2 separate regions of the Homo sapiens genome follow, and region 1 is linked to region 2. Evidence: chromatin loops called from intact Hi-C (ENCODE). Cell type or tissue: PC-9. All regions are shown on one strand. Links, peaks and the distances in the headings refer to the core of each region. The heading gives the core; the rest is flanking DNA.

Evidence for each region. Hi-C counts contacts between places; a loop is a spot of excess contacts. Peaks named below come from ENCODE experiments on the same cell type or tissue, not always from the same donor. Only the 100,000 strongest peaks of a DNase experiment are listed, where the experiment ranks them.
Region 1: it touches region 2 in a loop (6-fold over the local background); 2 of 110 quality-filtered maps call a loop at or near these places.

The regions. Positions count from the first base shown.
Region 1 is chr1:220,428,682-220,438,125 of GRCh38, forward strand. No RefSeq gene overlaps it. Among named protein-coding and RNA genes, the nearest start is that of LINC02779, 54 kb to the right of the region's middle. In PC-9, for the core only: no CTCF peak of the experiment used is centred there; DNase peaks (open chromatin) are centred at 3,090 and 3,900.
Region 2 is chr1:220,364,004-220,373,447 of GRCh38, forward strand. No RefSeq gene overlaps it. Among named protein-coding and RNA genes, the nearest start is that of RAB3GAP2, 96 kb to the left of the region's middle. In PC-9, for the core only: no CTCF peak of the experiment used is centred there; DNase peaks (open chromatin) are centred at 3,968, 4,708 and 5,088; H3K4me3 peaks cover 893 bases; H3K27ac peaks cover 2,500 bases.

The DNA of each region.
Region 1 (9,444 bases), core at 2,504-5,003, 64 kb after region 2:
ATTTCTCAGGATGGCATCCCCTGCCCTCCCTCCCACCTCATTCATCCAGGGCTCTGATCACATATTCTGAGTCCAATTCTGATTATGCAAGGGAACTACCTCCCCTTGCAAGGGGTTTCTTTTTCTTTTTAGTGTGGAGTGCAATACCTAAGAATGCATACAGATTTGGGGGGCTAAATCTTATAACATTGGAGAGGGGATCAATCTTTAAGAAAAATGGTACAAGTGGACAAATAAAAATGGCTAGGGTCCCTCTCAGAAACTTGAAAGCAGCCAAAGCAAGTGACAGGCCCTGAAGCTCAAGTTTGATTCGCTTCACAATAATCTGCTTTTTATAATGCTGTCGTGTCTTTCCAGATCAACTCTACCAACTCCTGTTTTGGCACCTAGTCCCACCTTTGCTCCTGGGATCATGAATGAAAGAGATTCATCTAATTCCTGAAGAGACGGCTCCTCTTCCTATAAAAGCTCACCTGTGGACACAGTCTGCAGAAAAAGAAAACAAAAGATTCAAAATGTACCATGGGTTACATAGATATAAATCTAATTGGATAAGTCCCAGTGTTGATGATGAGGAAACTGCAGAAAACGGATTCTATCCACAGACTATAAACAGTGGAGTGTTGGTCTTCTAAGTTTAAGACCCAAGTAAGGCCTTCTTTAAGCTTTCGATCCCATTAACTTAAAGTTAATCAGATCCTGTCTATTAATAATGTATTGCCATACAATGAAAGTGGAAATTTTGGAGAGGCAGAATAACAATGGCAGTCAGCAATCTTGTGGGGAAGAGAGTGGGGAAGGTTGTCCTCTCAGGATGGGGTGATTTTTGTCAACTAGGAAATTGAAGATGTCGCTGGGTTTTAATTGATCCCAGATGGAGAGAGAATTGTCAATTTATTTAAGATTTTCCAGATATTAATGACTATACATGGCAGAGATCTGGATACATACATCAATTTATTCTTCATATAATAATGTCTTTTATTTAATATTTGCTTAGTAAAGTTTCCTGTTGAAAAGAAAATGCTTTGAAGATGTATTGCAAATGATAATTTTAATAAATTAATCAAGAATGTTTTTAAAAAGAAAGTAGTATGAGGTTCAAAGTCTAAAATAAAGATTTTTGAGGAGGAGTTATAAAATAAAACAACAAAACAACAGCAACTTCTCAGAGATTGTTGGAGGATACCAAGTTGTATTAAGAATTGAAATTAGTAATTATGATGACAAAAAGGTCAGAAAAAACACTGCAGGGGTGTGTGTGAGTGTGTGTGTGTGTGTGTGTGTGTGAGAGAGAGAGAGAGACAGAGAGAGAAACCCTCACCTAGTAATGACCTAAAGGATTTCCTGAAAAACAATGGCATGTTTATATAGGTTAATAGGTGAGGTTCTGGGTCACAGCCTTTTAGACACTGAGGTAGTTAAGGCATGGTCCTCAGTGATTACAGCCAAAAAGGTAGAGAAGTGAACCACAGTGGACTGGTTGAGTGTGGTTATTGGGAAGGACTTGTCCCTGGGATTGGATTGTGCATTGGTCAATAGAAGGCAGGTTCTTCTCCTGGCCTGGGTGGGAGTTGCTTATTTCACATTCCTCAGGCATTCCACTATGAGGCAGGAATGTACATGGTTAGAACAGAGCTCTGAGGGAGCCAACAGCCAGGCTTGACCCAGGCCCTAGCATTTTAGGTAAGTGACTTTGGGCAAGTCTTGGATTCCTTAGCTGTAAAATAAAGTCAAGAACAGTTACTATTTAATTGGATTGTTATAAAGGGTAGTTAAGATACTATATGTAAAGCATTTAGCATAGGGAGTAGGACTTAGTAAGTACTCAGAAAATATTAAATTTTATTATTACAGTGTTATTTTTGGGTGAATGAGGTAGACTCATTCATATCCTATATTATTTAATAGATTTTTTTAAACAAAGGAATGGTTACAAATTTTTAAGTGTAATAATAGTGCTGCAGTGAACATGGGAGTGCTAATATCCCTTCGAGATCCTGCTTTCAGTTCTCTTGGATAAATACCCAGTAGTGGCTGGATAACATGGTAGTCTTATGTTTAATTTTTTGAGGAAGTGCCATACTGTTTTCTCTATTGAGCACTATCATCAGAGACGGTCTGCCCCCTGGCTAGCCTGAGACTCATGAACAGGAAAACCAGAGTGGAACTAGATGATCACAGACCTCTCCAGACTCTGAGCTTCTAGGGTTCTCAAGTCCTGTTTTTCAACTGGTGAAAATAAAAGAAAATCAAGCAGGTGCCTGGGAATCAGCCTGGCCAAGGAAGTATTTCTGTGGATTCTATTGAAAGAAGCCATGGACCCCAAAACTCATATCACATAAAGTTCTGGCCCTAAGTTTCCTCCACTCTCAGCCAAAGACTTTGGGAAATAGATCCTTTAATAGGAAGGGGAGGACATGTGCTCCTAGCATCCCAAGTTGGAAACTTTGATGTATTTTTCCACAGATATGGTTATATGTGGTGGCTAGAGTCTAATAATAGTAACAATTTATATTTCTGGAATATAAGAATATACATTATTAACACATGTTCTGTCTTTTTGTCTTTTTCTTTTTCTTTTTTTTTTTTTTTTGAGACAGAGTCTTGCTCTGTTGCCCAGGCTAGGATGCAGTGGCACAATCTCTCAGCTCACTGCAACCTCCATCTCCTGGGTTCAAGCAATTGTCCTGCCTCAGCCTCCTGAGTAGCTGGGATTACAGGTGCCCACCACCACGCCCAGATAATTTTTTATTTTTATTTTTGGTAAACATAGGGTTTCACCATGTTGGCCAGGCTGGTCTCAAACTCCTGACCTCAAGTGATCTGCCTGCCTTGGCCTCTCAAAGTGCTAGGATTACAGGCGTGAGCCACTGTGCCCAGCCTATTAATTCATTTTCACAAGAATCTTGTGAAGTAAATACTTGTATCAGTTAGAGATACTTGTATTAAGTCAGAGAGGCAGGACCACTAGGAGCCATAAAGAATAAGGAATTTTTATGGGGATTTAGCCTTTTGCAATTGTAGGATCTGGTTAAACAATGTATGTGTGACTGTTTTTTGTTTGTTTTTGTTTTGTTTTGCTTTGTTTGCATCTGGTGCTGGGTCCTGAAGTGAGTAGGGCAAGGGTTAGGGAACTGCAGCTGTCAGCCTCTATGATGGCCCCAGTGATTTCTGCTTCCTGGTATTTACACCCTTGTGTAGTCCCCTCTCATATGGTGCCAGTAGCAATCTGAGTGACTGACAGATACAGCAGAAGTGATGGCATGTCACTTCTGAGATTGGGTTATAAGATAAATTGTGACTTCTGTTTTGGTCACTCTCTTTTGCTCTCTCTCTCTCTCTCTCTCTCGGATCACTCATTCTGGAAGAAGCCACCTGACTCGTTGTAGTAATGCTGTGGAGAGACCCACGTGACAAGGAACCGAAATCTCTGGCCAACAGCCAGCGAGGAACACAAGCCAGCTAGCAAACACTGGGGGAGCTTGGAAGTGGGTTCTCCGGGCCCAAGTAAGTCCGCAGCCCTGTCCAAGAATTTGACCAAGACCTCATGAGAGACCTTGAGCCATAATCACCCACTAGGCCTCTCTCAGATTTCTGGCCCTAAGAAACCATGTGAAATTATAAATTTTGTTGTCTCAAACTTCTTATCTGGGGTCCTTTGTTGTCCAGCAACAGACAGCTAATATAAGAAGAAAAGCAAGACATGAAGTGGAGGAGAACAAAGACAGTCTGAAACCCTTAAGGATAAGCTGGAACCAAAGGACAGACTGGAACTTGCATGGGTCTTACGCTCCTTCTAAGCCTTCATCTTTGATGATGCATGATCTGCAGGAGAAACTGGGACCTTTCATCACAAAGCTAAACAAGCACATGACTCAGTTGCTGGAGAGGCTGAAGGAAGATTCAGCAGGAGCTAGAGTGGCTACAGGCCTGGCTGCCACACTGTGCCATCAAGGTGAGTCATCAGATCAGCTGTCACAAAGTTCATGAGCTACAACAGCACCTGGTGTCTTGCACCAAATCTGAGCCTGAGATAAATATGGCTTCTGCTTCACTTCTGCCTTGCAAATTGTGCACAGAATGTCTCTTATGGCCAAGCTAACCTAGAACTGTGCAGAGAAAGAAATTCTGGGAAACATAGCTCTAATTTAGCTAAATTGACACGATACAAATCCACCACGGCATTATTTCATTTAATAGGTATAAGCTTAGAATCTGAAGGTTAAAATGATTTTTTTTTAAATGCCACACAGTTGGCTGGTAGAAGAACTAAAATGGAAAACCAGGGCTATCAACTCTTATCATTACATCTATTTGAATCCTTCTAAATTCACTAACTAATGGGCAAAATAGCCTTTCATGGGTAGACCTAGGGAAACAAACCATTGTCTTCCAAATACATAACAAATTAATGGTCCAGGTCCCAGGCTCTTTGTACATAGCAATGGTGGTGTGCCTGTTCTCTCATGCCCTCTACTCACATTCCGGGCACACAGCTGGGGGCTCAAGATTAATCTCTTCTCTGAGTGGAATTTCTAGCTCAGAATTTCAGCAGTGTATACCTTTTCTCTTGACATCTATCCTCTTACTCTGGACCACAGTGAAGCCTGCTGTCCTGGCTCTTCCTGTAGAATGACTTTCTGCGGGTTGTTCTCACTGGTGTGACTCTCTCTATTGAAAGAGTTTAATGTCTGTGACTTGTGAACTCCCTAGAATAGCCCTGTCTCTGAGGCAGGAATTCACCTTTGATAGATTTTCTTTCATAATGGAGCAGTTGAGTAGTTGAGAGCTCAACAATTTCAAGCTAGATAGAGACATCTTATGCAGAATGTTTAATTTCAGCCAGCATTGAAAATGTGCATGATAATAACTAAAAATAAGCATATATATTATGCATTTACTGTGAGCCTGATGCTGAACTAAGTTTTTTACATACATTAGTTATTTCATGTAATTCACACAACATCCATTGAGGTAGATATTATTATTATTCCCATTTCACAGATAAAGCATGCAAAGACTGCTTCATTATCAGTTATTTATCAAACCACTTCTCTTTTCTCCCTGGGATACAGACAAATTTCACAACCCAGGCTGTCTTGCAGTTAGATAAGGCTAGGGGATAAGTGGTGTACTCCACTGGCCCATAAAAACCCCTCACCCAATCCTCCAACCTATGTCTCTTTCCTTACCTACTGAATGAAGGCAGACTCCAGTAGAAAACTCCAAAGCCTGGGAACTCCATGGGAAACTTAGAACCACTAGATAGAAGGAGCTTGAGTCCCAGGATGAATGTGTGAAATAGAACACACCTTGGCAATATAAGCAAGAAATAAATATTTATTCTGGTTGTTATATTAGATAGCACACTTATATCGATGCCTTGAAGTATGGGGGTCTTTCAAAACAAAACTCCAAAACATGTGACATTGGCTTAGCAGTTGAGTAATGGACACCAAGAAAACTGACATCAAAGGCTGGAAAGATGGCAACCTACATTATGCAGTGGTGAAACATTTGGTAAAACTGTCACCTCGCTTAATTTGCACAGAGTTTACATGTGCACTGAAGCTGTAGCTCCAGGGGAAATAGTTGGAAAATAACAGAGTGTTAGTGAGAGTATGACTATTATTAGCTCTCCTTGACAAGGTACTACCCGAAGAAGAAAAAAGAAAAAAGGTAAGCTAAACAAACTGGCCAGTTTACGAGCCACAGTGGAAGAGTGTAGAAGGAGTCCAGAAATTTTGGACATCAGGTGTGAAAGAATTAACTGCTTCTTGATCCTAAAAGGTAAAATGTATACAGACCTTGAGTGACAAAGATCTAGTAACATTCCTCAACTGAACAGAGTGACTTAGCCCTTTAAGAAAAAAGTCACTTTAGGTGTGTGTCCTTCCTTCATCTTGTTTTGGACAACTTCAAGGTGGCCACTGTTAAGGAGAGATAGAGAGAATAAATCATGGAGATGAAGAAGGAAAGGAAGAAACCAGGCTTGAGGAGTACATCTAGGAAAGAACTTTGGGTGTTGTTACTGGCCCGTGGGACTGACTGGTAGAAAGTACACTGGAAGCCTAGGAAGTGTTTGAAAGCATTCTATTGCCAAGGAAATCACGAGCCTGGACTTTCCAAGGTACAAAACAACACCTGGACTTCCAGATTTGCCTCACTCCTATAAAAGCTCCAAGCACATAAACTCCATAAGCACATACACTGCGGCTCTCCAGACTTCAGACAGGGACAAAGAAATGATCAACTAGAAAAAACACCACAAAGGGCCAAACCAGGGGCCCTAGAGAATGAAGGACAAAGGAGTTCTTCCCAGAGTGCAGAATTACGTTGTAACTAAATTACTTCTTCTACCCCAGGGGAGGGAGCCTTCTTACTGACTGTCTAGATAAGGGCCAATGTTGCTACATCTCTCTTCTATCCCTTTCTAAATGAGAGTTTCTATTGAGAATACCCTGCCCCTAACCCATCATAGTATATTGGGTTTATATGGGGGAGGGGGAATGGGAAGCAGGTAAATTGGTTTTTTAATCCAAAGTGACAGATCTCTAGACTAGAAGAGGTCACATCTAGACTTGATGGAGGGGACCATGCAGCCCTTGGAGATCCTAGACTTAATCTGGGTGCAGAGACTGGGTGGGGTTTTGAGGGACTTTGGGGTTGTCTCCTTTGGATTGCCTACAAGAGGAAGGTTACACAAATATTTGATGACCAGATTGGGGGTCTACGGCAGAGATTGAATAATTGTTTATTTGATCACTCATTTTCCTCCTAAGCATATAACCAGATGACAATTTTCTATCCTTCCTTGTGGTTATGGGCAACCATGTCACTGAATTTTGTCCAGTGGACTATGGCTGGATGTAATGCATGCCATTCGAGGCCTGACTCATAAAAACTTCTGTACAATGCTCCATGCTCTCTCTTTTCCAGCTTGGCTTAGAAAATCCAGCAGATAACTCTGAGGAGAGCATGGAGCCCGATGGAAGGAGTCTAGACCTGCATATCCATCTGAGATGGAAACCCCTTCCAGCCTGCACTGTTTTGTGATATGACTGAGAAATAAATCTATATTGTGTTAAGCCACCAAGATTCTCAGAGTGCTTTTTACAGCAGTTTGCCTACTCTCACCAATGGAAATAGATTTAGAGCAATTAAGTAATCTGCCCAGGTCACACAGCTATGGAGGGGTAGAGCAGAAATGCAAGTGAGGAGTAGGTCCCAAACTTGGGTCTGTAGAAGAACACAATGAGAATCATCTGGGAACTTTCTCGAACTACAGATTCTTTAGTTCTACTCCAAAAATGCTGCTGTTGTAGTTTTTTGGTGTGAGGGGAGTGACAGGGGCTTTAAATCTATTTTTAACAAGATCCCTGGATAATTCTGCTGCCTAAACCAGTGTTGAGAGGCACCAAATGCCATCAGTTATTCTAAAACATAGGAGCTGAGTTCCTGGGGAGAGATGTCAAATGAGTAGGCTGGTCATCTAATTTATCGTCCAATCTAAGACACTTCCAAGAGTGAAAGAGGGAGCTATTAATAATCACACTTGAGCACCAGGCATAAAATAGGACTTTCCCAGGCAAAGTGGCATGTAAAAGCCTCTGTGTATGACAGCAAAAGATGAGACAGCTGTGTTCTCTGCTAATAGAAAGTGTTATTTCCCATTAAGAGAATTTTCAGTTTTTCTAGAGTGCTATCTGCCATCTGGGTGGGACAAAAGTGGCCTTCAAGCTAGAGGCAAAGCTGCATTCTGGAGAGAAGTTTTGAGGGGTACCCTCAGAGGCTTGGAGTAACAAAACGAAAGTGTCTTATGGAGTTGGAGAAATGATACCTGAGTATTGGCAAAGGCTCACACAGACCCAGGGACCACCAAAGGCTTAAAGAGCAAGCACAAGCATAGAAAAGGATGGGAACAATCCTGATTGAAACCAACAGAAGCTTAGAAACAGGCAAAGTACAGAGCCAGGGTTCAGACTAGGATGGGAGAGGAATTGTCTTGATAGATTTTCCAAGAAAAGATTTTGTGCTCTCCTTTCGAAGGCGCTGGAAACAGGTAGCACCTGGCACAAATGAAGCTAAATTTGGGCCTGGAAAGGTGTACGGTAAAGGCACCTGACAGCAATAACTTAAGCACATCCTAAGCAGATGCACCTGAATGTGTGTTGAGCTAGGGAATCTGGGAGTGGCCAACCTGGAGATTCATTCCTTGTCTATGAGGAACAGCTAAACCCCCATCCCATCCCAGGTAACATGGTTGTACAGGGGATAAAGGCCCTGAGTTTTGGGTTAAATGAAGGTTGTCACATGGAGGTCATTAAGAGGAGGGTGTTAAGTGAAAATGCTGTATAAACTGCAGGTTGTTTGCAAGTTGTTGCAGTTTTCCTGCCCAGCCCACCACCCCTGGGCCATGCAGTTATCTTGTCCAGCCCACTGCCACCGGACAATCTCCCCTGTATTAAGCCCCCAGTAAAGCCCCATGTCTCGTTTGCTGGCTCTGGGTCTCTTCTTTGGCCTCTTGAACCTGTTGCCATCCTGATTGGAGTTAATAGGGGTTTGGCATGACAAAAGGAAGTTCCAGAGTTTGGCTAATATCTACTCTTGGGACCACACAAAAATAATATTGCTGTTCTCAAGTAATTTGTCATCATTCAGCCACTTATTAGCTGATCAGTACCACCTTAATCCGTCTGTTTCTCACCGCCCCAGTGGGGAGACTTATACCTCTCTCAGCCTACCTCATAATGGGTAACTGGGAGGATGAGGCAAGATGATATGTAAGTATTAGGTTGGTGCAAAAGTAATTGTGGTTATACTATGGAAAGTAGTGGCAAAAACTGCAATTACTTTTGCACCAACCTAATAGTAGTGCTTCTGAAATAGCAAAGTCTTTTGAAAGGAAAGATATTACTGTTAGTGACATTAACAATAAAGTATAACAAATAGTATCAGGTAATAGCAAGTTTCCCAGCGTGTGTTAACATTTTCTTCATGAATTGAGTAGGTTCTTAAGTGAGCTAGTGTTCTCCCTTATGTAAGTCAGGTGTGTGTGTGCCTGTGCATTTGCACACTTGTGTGTGTCCCCTACATCTCATATATTAGCATCTCCTGGGGATGCATGCTCAAAATGCAGATTCATTTCAGGTTTGCTGGATCTCTGCTGTTGAGGCCCAAAAGTCTGTAGCTTTAACAGGCTTCCCAGGTGATTCTTATGCACCATTTTCTGAAATTAACTGCTTTGAGCAATGGGGCTCTAAGAATCAGCTTCCTGTGGCTTGGAGGCTAATTGGTTATCAAATTCTATTGCAGTTTGACCCAGGAGCAGAAACTAGCCAATCTATCAATCTATCAATACCGCTCTGAAGCTACAGTCTCCAACAGGTGGACCAGGTAACTGCTGCTTGTGGTGTGATGTGTTTACTTATCTTCTTTGAA
Region 2 (9,444 bases), core at 3,574-6,073:
CACCATGGGGCCGATTAGAACCACGTGACCCATATGTCCCTCCAGACTTAAGCACAACATCTCAGGCCCTGAATAGGACAGACCTCCATCTAGTGCTCTCTGGCTCTGAGAGCCTCCTGGGTGGAACAGTGATGGGAAAGCTTCCAGTTCCCATTAAGTACAGTTGTTGGCTCTGTGACTTTTTTATCTGCTCAATCTCTATTGTAACATTCACTTTGGTTTAGAAAACTCCCTTACGATGACCTTTTAATGGAAGGTCAGATTGACCATTCCATTTGCTTCATTATACTTCCTTAAAGGTGTAGTGAAATGCAGTGTGTGTGTGTGTGTGTGTGTGTGTGTGTGTCCCAGAGTAATCCACCTACACAAACCCTTTTTAGCGGAGTGTGGTTTCAAATGGGGTCAAAACAAAACAGAAAAACAAGAAAAAACAAGCTGGCCAGGTACAGTGGCTCATGTTTGTAATCCCGCCAACGTGGGCGAATCACGAGGTCAAGAGTTCGACACCAGCCTGACCAACATGGTGAAACCCTGTCTCCACTAAAAATACAAAAATTAGCCAGGCGTGGTGGCGCACGCCTGTAATCCCGCCTACTCGGGAGGCTGAAGCAGAAGAATTGCTTGAATCTGGGAGGTGGAGCTTGCAGTGAGCCAAGATCGCACCACTGCACTCCAGACTGGGCAACAGAGCGAGACTCCATCTCAAAAAAAACCAACAACAACAACAACAAAAACCAAGCTAACTTGTAGCAAATAGAAGTCTTTCCTGCTTTCGATACAGTTTAAAGTGCTGTAACTTACAGTTTTTGGAGTTAACTTCCTTACCTCTACCTTTGTTTCTCATATTCATTTTTAACCAGATCATTTCCCCATGATCAGCTTGCTCCAGGGTCATCAGCTACGTCCACTGGAGGCACGCCTCATTTTCCACACAGGATGTTGAGATGAGCATTTGATTTTGTCCCTTTGATGTTCTATCAATTTGTCTTGTTTCCTGGAGCGGTGTGGATGCTCTATGGGGGTGCATTTCCAGGTCCCATTAGTGGAGGACAAAGGAAATAAGAGGAGGCACTGGAAACAAGCCCCAGGAGCAGAGCTGGGCCAGGAAACAGGTGTGAGCCATAATGGAGGAGGGAAGTCAGAGCTTAGAGCCATTGGGGCAAGTTCAAGGTCATAGCCTGACAGCAAGTTTTGGTGGTCTGTGTTAGAAGGAGATTGGGAGCAAGTCTGGTAGAAGAAGTTTACAATTCTCCTGAGCAATGAGGGTGATGTCTTCTAATTTCATAAATTTTGGAGTTCATCATCAGGGAAGAATCCCAGCTGAGCACTGGAGGCAATTCCCTAATGGGCACATTGACCCCAGAAGCCTGTGAGTCATGTCTGGGTAAGAGAGTATTGGTGAGGGTCATAAGCTATAAGCTATTGTCATAAAGTCAGGAGCACCTCTGGAGTCATCTCCCTCTGAAGGGGAAGGCTGCCCTCCACCCCCCGTTCCTCCCTATTTACCTTATAATTTTCTGCCCTCTCACTTGTAGAGGATCTTCCACTGCTCTTTTATTTGGACATAAAAAACATTTATTGAGCACCTACTATGTGTCAGGCACTGTTTATGCACTGATAATACAATGGGGAACGAGACAGACAGCTCTGATTTGTTCAGTTGTGACAATGAGACAGTGATGTGATTTATGGTTATTGATATGATGATACCAAAAGCTACCAGCAAAGAATCTGTTTTCTCTCTTTCACATAAAGGTTGCAACTGACCCCACACAGAAGGACAGCTCTGCAGAGATAGAATATGGTGGGACTCCAGTCAAGGTGGCAGTTTTCCTGGGTTTCTGGTCCTGGGGGGCCTCAGCAGCTGATGATTCTCATATGAATGAATCAGACTGGAAGGTGCTAGGAGTTGGTCCTCCAGGACCCTCCCAACGGTGCTGGAGGCTGGAACTGATGTATGCTTGTCCACCAAGAGCAATGACAGGGAGCCACCTTGGGTGTTTTGGTGCACTTGCTGCAGTACTGGGTGGAGTGAAGTCCAGTTTCTCAAAGCCTGTTTCCTGGGCATCTCATCTCTCCAGCAGACGTACGCTTTAGGGCTGCCTGAAGTAAACAAGGAAACAAATGGATGTATAATTTAAGGTCAGGTGATGAAAAACGCTACTGAAACATAAAGTAGGATAAGGGGATCGTGAGTGAAGATTTGGTGGTTATTTTGGGGTAATGAGAGGAATCCTTTGAGGAGGTGACATTTAAGCAGAGGCTTAAAGGAAGTGAGAATAAGACAAGTGCAAAGGGTTGGGGAAGAGAATTCCAGGCAGCAGGAATGGCAAATGCAAAGGCCTGGAAATAGGAACTGGCTTGATGGGTTCAAAGACAGCAAGAAGTTGGGGGTGGTTGGAGGATTGTGAATGATGGGAGAGGAGGAGTGGGAGGTGAGGTCACAGGGGTGGGAAGGGATCAGATCACAAGAGGCCTCAGAGCTCAGGTAAGGAGTTGTTCTTTCTCCCTTTCCCAATAGCTGGCATGCACGGGAGTGAGGAGAATATGCCGGATCTGAGAGCCAGCTTTGTTGTTTTTAGGGGAGCTGAGGCTAGGTGGGTGAGTGCAGGCAGGAGCACATCCTCTGACAGGGAAAGTCAGTGGAGTCACCCTTGCTGGGCCAGTTGCTGACAAGAGGATGAGCCTCAATTCCACGACTGCCTAGGATGTTTATGGAAGAGTGGTACCTAGTAATATAAAAATTATATTGTTGTCCTACTGAGGCATCTGTCTTTTCTTTCTAATCAGTTTAGCTATGTTTCAGAGAAGAAAGTGCTCTTTCTTAGCCCATCCCTTAACCAGAACCTGACCTTGTGTAACTACACCCTTGTCCTTTGCTTGAAAAGGGTGGGGTCTTTTTCATTCAACCCAGGTGTATCAGATTTTATACTGGGTCCCCCCACCTTTTTTTATTTTTTTGCTAGTTATGCCACTGTACATTATGCTTACAGTAGACGTACAGCTCTTAAGATTATTTTAAAGTTTATATCCCAATTCCCCTTTCTAAAAGTTTAAGATGGTGGTCTTTGTCAGTTTGGGCTGCTATAACTAATTACCATAGACTAGCTGGCTTAAATAACAAGTTTCTTACAGTGCTGGAGGCTAGAAATCCAAGATTGGGATGCCAGTATGGTTGGTTCATCCAGGTTGCAGACTGCTGACTTCTTGTTGTATACTCACATGGTGAAGGGAGAGTTCCATAGCCTTCTGACCTCTTCTTAAAAGGGCACTAATCCTATCCAGGAGGGCTTCACCCTCATGCTCTCATTATCTCCCAAAGCCCCCTCCTCCAGATATCATTACAGTGGGGGTTAGATTTCAAAATATGATTTTTTTGGGGGGGACACAAACTTTCAGTCCATAGCAGATGGAGTTAAGTCATTTTAAAGGTTAGTCATGGATATATCTTAGATAAAAGCAACTCTGCAAGATTTGAAGAATCAGAAGCAGAAAAACACTCCCAGAAATCAACTTGAGATGAACATGAAGGACTCCCGGAAGGTTCTGTAAGTTTGGTAAGGCATTTTGTTGGGGGCAGCACTAGCCCTATAAAACATTACAAACCCACATATACCAAAAACACACTCTTGCTAGGCCTATACAATCTCAGGAGGTGTTACTAGCTGAATATTCTCACATGTGACCGCTATATCATTTTAGGGATCTGTTAAGGTTGAAATTAACTCAGCCTCCTTTGGAAATGTTTGTTTGTGGCACAAATGTCATTAAAGTAGGCAATGGAATCAAGAGTCATCTAATGCAAACTTCTTCTCTATGAAGCAATTTCTTCTACAATCTTTTCTCAGATAGAGTTTGAAGGACACCCGCTCAAATTGGGACAGGTCTCTCACTTTCTTCACAAAGTGACCCATTTCCTTATAGGATGGATGACTTTAGTCTAACATTCTCAAGGGTATTTCACAGAGGACTTGCTTCAGGAGACATTAAGAGATGAGTCATGAAAACTAAATTAATAAATAAAAGAAGAGTTTGATTCTGTGGTCAGTTAAGTTTGGGACAGCTTCTTGGAGAAATTTAAAGCATACTAACACATTAAAGGATTTGACGAATCCAGCAATGAAGAAACCTGCTTACTTTGACTAACTCTAAGATCCCCAGACTTACCCATGGCTATTAGCATTCAGCTGGAGAGTAGCCCGTGGGGAAATAATCTAGGGGAAAGCTGTCTTAATTGTTGGAAATATCCTCATTTATTGCATAAAATTAGTCTCCCTGTAACTGTCACCCACTGGTTCTACTTCCCTCAGGAGTTACTATGAATAAGTCAAATCCTTGCTCCAAAGGTCAGCCCCTTGGCTAGAAGAAGCTAACATGTTCCTCAAAGGTTCTCTGGACCAGAAAACAAAAACAAAACCCAGCTTCAGTCACTACAACTGCACCTTGTCTAAGATCACGCTATCCTCTGTAGTTTGCCCCAGCCCCCTTAATGTGGGCTGTCCAGACCTAGGCACAATTCCCCAGATGTGGTTTTACAAATGCAAAATACGTATTCTTTCCCCTTGATCTGGACACCACACTGGGGCTGGTGCAGATTGTATTTACTTTCGTAGCAGCCCTGTTAGCTGTTGTTTCTTTTTAAGTTAGTGGTCAACCAAAAGCCTCCCAGCCTTTTTCCCTTGACTGATTGCCAAACCAGTTCTCCCTCATTCTCTATTCATAGGGTGGGTGTGAGGACATACTGCTTCCTGCCTTGTCCTTTCTCAAGCTTCACAAACAAACAAGGCCACTTAATTCCTATTGGCTGGCTCAGCCCCTCTCTGTATTCTAAAACCATTTCAGACCCTGCGTGGAGAGACATCTGCAGACCCAAAATCCATCACTTGTCAGCGTTCCTCAGCCTTGTTGCTGACCTCACTCTGATTTGTCCTCTAGGGACCAAGCCTTTGGCTCTTGCTTTTTTGAGACCACATATCAAGTCCCAGAGTCACTGCCTGATTTCTTTCCTGAATACTGTCTTTCCTAGTTACTCTTGGATACCTGACTGGTGACTGCTGAAGAGCAAGCTGGGAGAGCCAGCAGCGTGCATACTTTGCCAATGCCACGTGCAGCCACCTTCTAGGCAGGCACCTTTCATCCTGTTTAGACCTCTCTGTTGCTGGCTACATATCTATCTCAACCTTTGCCTGTTTTCTTGTAGGAATCCTGCTCCCTCTCTCTGACACCTGTGGACTTCTGTTATGAATGGCAAATACATAGCACATCTGCCATCCTTCCCCTCTCCTTCATCCATCACAGATTTTGGTAATCAGCCTCAGCACTCTTTCCAATTCAGCCTGGACACTGTCTCAGATACTTCCGTAACACTGTGCTCCAGGTAGCCTTGCCCCGTCAACTGGAATTGTTATGCATGTTGAAACCTATTTGCTATCCTGGGCTATACCATTTGCCTCCAAAAAGTAGGCCTATCCTTACTGTGTTAGTATTGTTTTGGATATAACTTGTTTAGTATTTTCATAACTTCTAGCTTAATCTAGAAGGCTTTATGCATCCTGGTATTGTTCTGTCAGGACTATGCCTCTCTTTCATGTAGGTAATGGTTAAGAGCACGGGCTCTGGAGTCAGACGGTCTAGCTTCAAATCCAGATTTGGGAAATCTACCAATTGTATGACCTTGGCCAATTAACCTTGTGAACCTCAGTATTCTCATTTGTAAAATGGGTGTAATAAGAGTACCTACTAAATATAGTTGCCTTAAGGATTGAATGTGGAAATGTTTATACAGAGTTTAGCACGGTATCAGGTATACATTAAGAATTTAATGCAGCAAATATCAACTAAACACACACACACACAAATTACTTGTCCCAGCCCCACTTAAATCATCATTGAGATTGTTTGGGATTACATTATTAGAATCATATTTAAATTACTCTGAAAACTTTCACCTTCTATTAACCATGATCCCCTTTAGAACTTCCGGGCTTAGTATTTTCCTTATGTTGTCTCTGAGAGCCTGACTTCCGTTCTCCCTGCTAGGCTATCCCCAGGCGTTTCCTTCCTTGATTCATGAACTCTAAGATGACTAGATCACCAGGTCGGCCCCAAGTATTATCTGCTGTATCAGCAATTTGGCCATGTTTGAGTCCAAATAGTGATTCCTCTCTTCACTCTTTCTGCCTTCTCATTGAAGCCACCCTAAAAATAGAGAGCAGTTCCCTCAGGGCAGATAGATTTGTGCAATGTATGTGTAATGCAAACCAAATGTTAGGATCAGGCCCAGCCACTCTGGAGCCCATTTGTCAAAAACAAGCAAGACTTGAGGCACTTTCTCTAAAGCACAGTAGCCAAATCTTCCACATGGAGTCAGTTTAAGCTGAGCCAGTGGCAAGTGCTAGGAAACTGCATTATCCCAGGCTGGCTAGCTCTGTCTCTCCCTAGGTTATTTTCAGAGGTCCTGGCACTTCCAATTAAGGGGTCATTGCGAGTGCACTCACTGAGTGCATGTGAAAGGGATCATATTCCCAAGATGAGGCTGGGAGAAGGTATTAGTCAGCAGCTGTGAAAGCGGCTAGCAGGCTCACAGGGCCGGGAGCACACATTACTGTAGGATTGATCATGCCACCTACACTCTCACCTCACACCCTCTCAACACACCCACACCAGGCTCTCTTTTTTTGTCTCTGATTCTAAGAAAGGCTCAGGATTAAAGGAACACAAGCTGATTAACCAGAATCCTGGTCATTCCAGGTCCTGGGAGAGGGAGTGACAAGGTTTACTCAGAATGGCATGACATGGGCAAAGATACAGGGAAGACCAGGTCCCAGATATCAGAAACAGGACCCAGAGTGGGCACTGGTCTTTGGAAGTGAGGCAGAATTTTAGGTCCCGAGGTTGGACAAGTGGCGAGTGTGAGTGTGATTGGTTCTGACTCTTGATTAGGCAGAGATACTTTAAATCTCTCCTACTCCAGCATAGGCTCTGCAGATGGAGATAAGCCTGGGCCAGGTAAGAATCAAAAGTCCCCTGCTATGGGAATAAGAGGGGACCCCAGACTAGGAACTGGGCTGGACCTCAACTATGGCACCCTGGCCTATACCAATTCATTTTGCTATGTCTTGTTTGTGTCAGCCCCAGTGACTCTTCGAGGGCAAGGGACATTCTTAATGTTGGCTGACAGGCACCTGTCACTCTATCCCTCTCCACCTCTCCAGGTTACACTGCTGTGATTAAAAGTAGTGTGAGGCCAGGGAGTCTGAGGATTCAGGTGAATTTAACAAAGTCAGGCAGGTAGTTACCTGAGGTGACAGACAAATATGCTGAGAATCCAGGACTCGAAAAACTGAAAAGATAAGACAGATGGGGTAGGTAGAATGTGGCAAGTCCAAGGAGAATAGCAAGGCTCAGTGGTCTTAGCTATGTCTGTAAGGTTACAGTGGCCCGGAGGCTCAGGGTTCCACAGGTAGAGGGGTCTGAGGCAGTGGTCCCAGAGAGCAGGAATACAAGCAAGCCCTGATCGCAGGCAGGATGCAGTGCTCTTCTTTCATGCTCCCTTACGATTAACCACAAGGTGGTGTAGGTGGCCCTGAGTGTAGGTGGGTGTAGGTTGCCCTGGGTCCTTGGGTAAGAAATTGCCAGAAACCTGTGGGTGCACCCTGCTTCTGAAGGAATAAAGACAGAGGTTCCAGTATAGCTGGAAGGTCTCCTACAGTCAGTGTGTGACTGTTGTTGGACTAGATACAGAAGTCCTCTTGGCCATGGAACATTTTGTTTGCCCAGGCGCCAAACTAGTATATGACAGTGGATCAGTCACCTGGGGGCCCAGGGGCTTTGTTCATATTTGTAAGAGGTTGATGGAGAGGCCCTGAAGTGGTAACACAGGCTGGAGACTCTATGGACTTTGGGATTTCATCAGAAGGATCATGGGATATGGAAAGCACTAAGGAGTATCTGTGCAAAGCTTTGAACTCTCCTTTCACTGTCTTTATGTCAAGCATCACTGTTATTTAGGAGCTTTGAGATCCCCATATAAGAGTCTTTTGTCAAGTTAAAAGTTAGAAGAATAGTAATAAACACTGCTTTTGGGGAAAGTTGTGGCAATTTGAAGAGCTGCTGATAAAATAGTTGTCATCTTTCCGTTCTCTGAGCCCTATGTATTAACTGGCTACTTCAGGAAAATTTGCACCAAGTATGGAAGACAGCAATCTGAACATCAACTTCTACAATTTAAAACTTTCTGGAACTTTCTTTTCCTATCCATTTGTTGTTTAGCTAACATTGTTGGTTAGTTCCTTATACATATTTACCAGAAATAAAAGGGATCCAGAAACTTCTGAGAGGGATTATAAAGCAGGTCTGCTATCTCTCCTCTCTCCTGTAAGTTGAGAATCAGCTGAGATTTCCCAGAGGAAAATTAATTCCATTTTTGATGCTTCTGAGCAGCCATAATGCTGGAAGTGTGAGTGTGTTCATCTGAGACGAGGTCAAGCCTTGCCCCTTCTCATTTGCCCTCCTTTAATTCTTCAGCGGAGCCCAGGATTTCAGGTTCTGGCTGACAACAAGTACCCCTACTCTCCCATGCCTTGCCTCTGCTTTGAGCAAATAAACCTAAGCCGAGCTCTGCCCCGACCAAGCTTCCCCATCGGTGGCCACTTTTTCTCACCAATTTCATTTGTATAACCCCTGGCTCTCCGGAGCATGGTATTGTGCATGGGGCTAGTGATGCTTGTAGACCAAGGCTGAGCTGCTTTTGTTATTTACATTCAACTGAACAACCACTTAACAATAATTCATCTCTGGGTTTAGTGAAACGATTAAAATGGGGTCATTGTCCTCATGGAGCTCATGACCTGACCCCTGTTGATAGCATCTGTGGCTCTGGCCACAGGAAGGTGCATAATGGTGCTATCCCTGGGCTGCCACTGGATGTGTTCTGTGACCTCCTTTGCTGGCACTCCTGGAGTCAGAGGTACCATGTGTAACTTTCTGTCAACACAGCCTCACCCATGAGAACACTAACACCACCTGACCTTGCGGTTACTTTGTTCCAGGCTTTCTCCTCCTTCTTCTAGGGTTCGAGCTTTCTCAATCTTTATCCAGGGCCTCAGCTCTTGAATAGCCCCTGTGGGAAGCTCCTTTCTGTGTTAGCAGGCAGCTCACTTTCTCTTGGAATATGTTGGCAGAAGAAGGGTTTAGCAAGTAGGAGGGAACCCTCGTCATGTTACTACATTTCTGTGTCCATGATGTGACTTGAAATATTAATCCAATTTGTTGTGCAGGAACCCTGGATAGCAACTCCTAATCTTGCCTGAATTTCAGTAAAATGTGGGGGAACCCAGTGATCCCATATAGATTGATGGCAAAGAGCTTATCAGGTAATTTCCTAATATCCAGGCACTGGCCCATTGTCACTTAGCATCTAATCTGTTCCTTGCTCCCAGGATT